Linked DNA regions of Homo sapiens: region 1 is linked to region 2. The links are chromatin contacts, found by Hi-C in ENCODE. All regions are on one chromosome and are shown on one strand. Each heading gives the region's core, a stretch centred on a gene start or an enhancer-like site at or near the end of the contact. The rest is flanking DNA. Distances are from core to core; before and after follow the strand shown. Region 1 holds the start of TRAPPC2 (trafficking protein particle complex subunit 2). Region 2 holds the start of CA5BP1-CA5B (CA5BP1-CA5B readthrough).

Evidence for each region. A loop is a pair of places that touch in the nucleus more often than their neighbours do. Pooled maps may share reads with other maps.
Region 1: a pooled map shows a loop between it and region 2 (23-fold over the local background). The contact joins the promoter of TRAPPC2 here to the promoter of CA5BP1-CA5B in region 2. A Hi-C loop is called at or near these places in 3 of 37 single-sample maps with no recorded cell type and 13 of 50 pooled maps.

The regions. Positions count from the first base shown.
Region 1 is chrX:13,732,763-13,736,109 of GRCh38, forward strand. TRAPPC2 (trafficking protein particle complex subunit 2) reads right to left here and starts at 1,858. Exons shown (of 6, transcript NM_001011658.4): 1 at 1,763-1,858; 2 at 1,282-1,423. OFD1 (OFD1 centriole and centriolar satellite protein) reads left to right here and starts at 1,986. Exons shown (of 23, transcript NM_003611.3): 1 at 1,986-2,321; 2 at 2,486-2,584. The coding sequence starts at 2,310. RefSeq lists enhancers at 1,360-2,559, 2,328-2,899.
Region 2 is chrX:15,674,203-15,677,780 of GRCh38, forward strand. It overlaps CA5BP1-CA5B (CA5BP1-CA5B readthrough), which reads left to right and starts at 1,256. Exons shown (of 12, transcript NR_160544.1): 1 at 1,256-1,576. It also overlaps a transcript of CLTRN not described here and the pseudogene CA5BP1. RefSeq lists enhancers at 185-688, 921-1,539, 1,212-1,331.

The DNA.
Region 1 (3,347 bases), core at 608-3,107, 1.9 Mb before region 2:
TTGTAGACAAATGCAAGATAAAACTCATGGACTCCAGTTCCAAAGACATCCATTTTTGTAGCATGCCTCTTTACAACCTCTATAGAAGAGCTTCTAGAAAAACTGCCCTGTGCTCGCGAGAGCAGTGATTTCAGTTGTTCCATAAACCTGGGGTCATGAGACTAAACTGGTATGGCATGGGACATGTCTATTACAATGAGGAGGGGCAGTAGGAATACTACTGATAGGTCTTTAATGTGACATTTTTCTATTAATATTATAAGCAATTCTCCCTCCCCTAGAAGTTATGCTAGTTTTTGGAGAACATTTTATCTAATTATATTCATGTATTCAACTGTGGGACCAAAGGTGGAGGTGGGAGTAAGGGGGTCTTCAGGAACATTTTTTTTTTTTAAACAGTGGACAAGTGATTCTACTTAACAACATTTACAACATATCAACATCTTTTTAGAACACTGTTTTCATCATTCCACTCAAAAGCCTTTGATGCATCTCAGCTACAGGATCATGTACTAGTATTCAAGATTCCCACATTGCTCCACGTGTCTTTTCTCAGCCCTATTGTTCCACCTCTGCTAGCGTTGACTCGTTTACTTATTTTTTCTCCCAAATTCACTTTGACTATATCGAGTTCAGAGCTACTATCATTTCTCTCTTCATGCCTGGAATGTTCTCCTTTATTCTGTCTGCAACCACTACCCATCCTTTAAAATCCAACTAAGCCTCTCCTCCTTTTCCATTGTTTCCAACAAAAACTTACAGGTTCTCCACCTCCTATGAAGTCCTGTCACTCTTACTGCCTCTTAAATACTTTAAGTTTTTCACAGCCAGAGATCAAAACTCATCGTACTCATCTTCAATGCTGTACACAAAGCTGACATCCAATTCTGTCCTCACAGGACTTAGATACCATATAAGGCTTATATTCCCAGCACACAACTCTGGAGTCAGGCTAGATTCCTCACTGCTCCCAAGAAGGTCGTGGCTTTTTTTTTTCTTTTAATGATTCCTTTGCTCATTTTTCCCCTTCCTGTGATGTTCTCCTTTTTGCTCACCACCCGAATCCTACCCATCAAGGCCCCGATAAAGACACACTTTTTCCACAGAGATGATCTGGATCACTTCCATCTTCAACCACCTCCCCTTTAAACTCTTTATCCAGTCTACAATGTATCTTAGTTCTTGTTCAATTCTCTGGCTGTAACATTTTCATTATCGCTTCTGAGAGGTTTGGTTCCTTTCCTTTCTAATTACATTTAAGCATCATGAGGACTGGCTCACCTTTACCTCACAGCACACAATGGTTGGTACTCTAAAACGTTTAGCTCTGTGGATCTCAACCCGGAGCGATCTTGCTTCCAAGAGGACATCTGGCAATATCTGGAGACATCTTTGGTTGTCACACTTGGGGGAGAAGGTGATACTGACAAAATAGAGAGCAAGGATACAGCTAAACCTACAATGCACAGGACAGCCTCCCAAAACAAAGAATCTTCCGGCTCCAAAAGGCAACAGTGCAGCCGTTAAGAAACCCTGGGTTAGCTGAATGACCCAGTGAACCGCGAAACCACAGCCCCCGAGAGGGCGGACGTCTGCAGGTGGAAGGGCTGCGCGGATGAGCCAGCGGAGGGCTGGCAGGTCCGGCCCGGCCACCCCGGGGAGGGGTGGAGGTACAGGACCAACATCCGCGTCACGCAGGGGCTACGAAGTCCTCCAGGGACTCAAAACACCCGCCCCCCGCCGCACTTGCTCCATTCCCTACCTGCAGTGGGAGGCCGACAACGGAAACGCAATGTCAGTTTCCGCGGAAGAGACCCGCGCCCCGAACCTGTAGCCAGAACGCCGAAGCAGTTCTCGCGATACCCTGGGATGTGCTCTCGCGATACGTAGGCGGAGCTTCCGGCCGGTGCTGGGCAACCAAGCTCATGCGCCGTAGCTCTTCAGCTCGGGAAGGCTATATTTAGCAGGTTTCCGGAAGTTGCCGGACTGGCTGTGAGGCGGTCCTGCCTCGCTGCCTTCAGTCCCTAGTGTCTGGGTCCCCGCCCTCCAGCCGCCTTTGAGTCGTGCCTGGGTCCTCGCCCTTGCCTCAGAACCGCGAAGAAAGGAAGCTCGCGTGTTTGCTAGAAAACCTAGTTGGGAGTGCGAGGCAGAGAACGTTCAGCACCTTTGTTCCTCCCGAACCCTCGGGACAGAGGCAGGGTTCTGAGGGCAGGGATTCCCCCTCGTCTTGGCCCCACCGCCCGGGCTGGGCACTAAACTCGGGCCGCGGCGGGGCGAGCGAGGCGGGCTCCGGAGGGAGCTGACGCCTGATGATGGCGCAGGTAGACACACCTGCCCCTTCTCGGGCGGAAATAAAGTCTTGTTTTGTGTTCGTTAAACTTTCGCCGCTAGGCCTCTTATGGCTTCCCCGGAGGCCACTGGTCTGTTTTCAGACGTTCACGTTCCCTCTGCCCCGCAGGTAACCTATAACCATTTTGTCTTTTAGTCCAACATGTTTACCGTGGCTGATGTGTTGAGTCAAGATGAACTGCGCAAAAAGCTATACCAGACGTTTAAGGATCGGGGTATACTGGATACACTCAAGGTATCGGATTTAGGCGTATCTGTGTCAGCTTTTACAAGTGTAACCTGTAACAGGTAGTTCAAATTCAATCAAGGTTTAGGTTTTAATAATCGTATGATACATAGATTGTATTGGTGAATTACATTTTTATATTCCCGAATAACTCTGTATCCTGAAACATTACAGTCTCTTGAAAATGTTTGAGAAAATGTTGAGTTTGAGTCGTCTTAAAGGAGCATATTCAAATAATTAATTGAACTGACAATAAGATAGGAGAAGGAAATATTTGTATAATGAACACAGTAAGATTAGGCTTGTTTTATAAATATGGCTTATAGGTTCCTAAATTAATAAGTGGGTTTGTAATACATTTGGATGAAGGACATTGACACCATATAGAAAATACTAGTGTACTGCTTAATAATAGTTTGGGAAATGAAAAATTTTATCTTTAAACTATATTGAAATGTATGAATGTTTAGTTTGGGCAGAAAATACCTATTAGTATGCTTTATATTTGGATTAACAGCCAGGAGTAGGATTAGCTCAACGTGTTTTCATTGAAATATGCATTTCAAAAGCATATTTTACGTTTAAAATATGTAGCTATATCCTGTGTATGTATCCTTTTTTAATTTAAATTATATGGTGAGCATTTCCCTGTTTCCTTAAAAGTTTTTTGAAATCTTCATTTTCAGTGGCAACAGGCTTATCTTTGGATATTTTTGTAATGTATATAGCAGTCCCCTGTTGTTGAATATTTTGGTTATATTCTCCAACAGTC
Region 2 (3,578 bases), core at 6-2,505:
GTAATAACCTCCTCACTTTTTTCCTGTGAACCCAGAATTGCGAATGGAGGGAGTAAAAAAGCGTAATCTTGGAGCAGGGGGCTGCAAACAGAGGTCTGAATGTGGTGGTGTCTAGACAGGACCTAGAGAGCATTAGGGCACCAAGTGCCTAGGAAAAGTCATCAGGAGGACACATCAGGAAGTAGAGGAGTGTGCTTACTCCATGTATCTCCCTAGCATTTAAAGTCCGCTGACTTTAAATGGGCTGGAAGGAACACGGTTCCAGTTTATCTCCATATCGGGTTAAAGGACATGAAACCTAGCTAGAAGGAACATTGCTCCACCACTGGCCCATCAGTTCTGTTTCCTACTCGGTTTTTGCTTAACGAGTTGTGGTGTTTAGAGTTGGGAGATACATGGAGAAAGTCACTTTTTAGGAGAGGATCAGAGATCCGCAGGCTCATTTCACTCTATAAATGCCGCGGACATCTGGTTCCAGGACCTGGACAGTCCTCTCTGGAGACTGGTGGGCCCCTCCAACACCTCCGTGGCTTCCCGGGATCAAGTATCGCACCTAAAAGGAGCGCAGAGAGCGTGCAACTGGCGGGAGAGGCGTGACCAGAGTGGAACCAAAAGTGGGTGGCCTGGGAACCTAACGCGTGACCAGAAGTGAAGGTAGGTAAGTGCGCATGCGCAGGATGCGAGTGGCCAATGAGGACCACAAGGTTGTAGCGTGTGGCCTGAGAGGACGGCCAGGACTGGCCAGAAAAGAGAGGTGTGGAATGCAGTAAGAAAAGTGACGCGGACCAGAGGGGTCTTGCCTGTTCCGAGAGAATGGAAGGGGTTAGCCACGGTGGGAACGGCCACGGCGGGAACGGCCCCGCCAGTGAGGAGCGCAGGCAGCAAGGCTTAGCGGAAGAGGCGTGACCCAGGCGTACCGCAGGGGCGTGGCCCGAACGAGCTGACTTTAGCCCTTACGTGAAAGGCGTGGCGTAGTCGCAAGGGTGTAAAAAAGAAATTCGAATTCGCGGGACGGTCGGCCTCAGGCGGAGTAGGGACGTGAGCCCAAGGGAGGGAGGTGGGGTAGGCAGACTAGTTGTGACTGGATGATCACTGGGCGAAGGGTGGAAAAGTGGCCACAGATGGAAAGGCGGGCTGCGGAGTAGTGACCGGCAAGGGAGGTGGCGCGAAAAGGGAAGTAGGGACATGACGTAGTTGGAACGCAGAGACGTGCCTCGAACGTGGGGGGCGCGGTCCTTACGTGTGGGCGTGCCTTGTTGCTCTGAGGGGCGTAACAAAGATGGTGGAGCAGGCGGAGGGCAGAGGCGTCGGCAAGTTAGCGTGCAGGCGCGTGGCAGCGACAGGAGATGTGTAGCCAGAGCGCAGAGCAGGTGTGGACTCCGGCGCTGGGGAAGCGTGGCCAGGGCGAGATTTCAGCCTGGGTCGGGGACAGAATGGGGACTGATAGGGGCGTAACCTGGAATGACGAAATGACGTTTGCTGCGTAGGGACGTGGCTAAACGTGAGGGGGCGTGGCCAAGATGGCCGCGTGCGGGATCCTCGGGTACCGGGAGCGAACGAGGAGGTTCTGGCTCAGGTAAGTCGTTCGGGTAAGGGCGGGCGGCAGTAAGGAGCGTGGGCAGCAGCAGGGCGTGGTCTGCTTGAGAGGGCAGGAACTGTGCCACTTGCCGCAAACATGACCGCGTGCCGCTATCGGCCCTGGAGCCAGAGAAGCTTTTGGTGCGGCGAGGTTGGCCGGGGCCCTGGCGGGGCTTCTCTGAGGAATGGGAGTGGGAGGCTGGCGGCGGGGAAATAGCCACTTCCCCACTCTAGCCCTCTTTCTCCGCTATGGGGATCACCAGACATCCTTTTAGGATTCTGTCTATTAAAAAGTAGAACAGCTTTCCCAGAGACATTGCGGGATGAGAGGAGTGTCCAGAAACCAAGGAGCAGCAAGCTGGGACTCCCTCGGGTCTGCATTGTTGATATTCCCACCTGACTATGCTAGGGGCTATGGACAGACACAGCCACCCCAGAGTAGATCAAAAGCACAGTTGTGTCCCTTGGACAAATCTGAGTTTTTCTGTTGTGCCTTGCCCCAGAGCCGGAGGAGAGGAACCTCCAAAATGCAGACATTCTTGGTGGCTGGGATTCTGTGTGATATTCAGCGTTAAATGCTGCTGCTCTGAGGCTGCTGGAAACGCGTTAGTATTAATATCTGTGTACTTCTCTCACATTTACTTTTGCTGGAAAAGCTTGGGAAATGACTTAACGAAGATGCGTAAACCTTAATTTGTTTATATGCTCCTTATTAGCCACTGAATACCACATTGCTTTCTGCTTCCCCTTCTTCTTTACTGATAATCTGACCATTTCCACTATGCACTTTGAAAGTCTTGCTGGAGTATGGAGAATAGTCAGAAATCTCTGGTAAGATGCTGCCCCGCGCATCTCTCAGAGGAGTCACTATTCATAGCCTGCATCAGAGTTCACAATGAACCAAAGTTCACCCCACCTCCCCTGTCTTCAGGGACTTAGTGAAAAGCTGCACTGTTCTTGAATATTTTGGAAATGAAAAACTTTCTGGGCTATTTTAAATCAGTACCTGGGCTGGAATTAACCGAAAGGCGAAACAGCAAGGGCACCATTCTCTGTGCCTATACGTAGCTGCCCTGTGCTTGGAACCAAGCAAAAAGGCTGCCACTGCTCACAGTTGCAATGGAATAAAGGTTGAGTGCCTTGTGATTGCATATGAATATTAAGGAAATCTGATGGAAAGAGGGAAATTCATCATGTCACTGGCCACACTGGGGCAGTTAGTTGCAACACACAAATCAGGTATAATATATTTTGAAACCTTTGGCAACCTCAGATTGGGATCACACTCTCAAGGAAGAAGTGAGTGAGAGGAGGAAGCTAAGCTTTCTTAAGACATAGCAGCGTAATCTCTAATTTAAGTTTCAGGAAATTGCAAAAGGCAGGCTTCCTTTTGAAATCAGGAGTTGAGAAAATGAAGAGTCAATCTGATGCCAATCAAGGAATTTTTCAATATAATTGTAACCTTTTGTTAGTACTTTTCCTGTCTCTTTCGCATAAGTTGCTTAATCAGGCAGAGTTCAAGCTATGAGGCATTTAATAAATACATTACTTATGAATGACATTTAAAGACTTTTAGAATCTTTTCTTTTTTCACACATTTCTAAGGCTGCAAAACAACAGAAAAAGAACATGTTAGTAATATCCAAGGCATACATGAATAATCAGTGACAGCAAAGGATGTGTAGCACAGAAGGCTTAGCTCTCCTAGGCGGTATCCAGCCACACACTGGTAATTGTTGAAATGGAGTATTGGATATATAGATGATTTATTCTCACCATTTTTTTGTACAAGTTTGAAGTTTGCCCTAATAAGGGGAAAACAGATTCTAAATTCAGTTGACCCATGGACTATTGCTGTTTAAACCTGCTAAGTGAATTCAGATAGTGAAGTTATTTAAAAACCAGATGCTCTTACCTGGCTGCAGGAACTATCAAGATAAGATATTGAAAGCTTATTGGCAGTCTGTCTTTTAAATCCTGAGCCAGACTTTTTTACATGG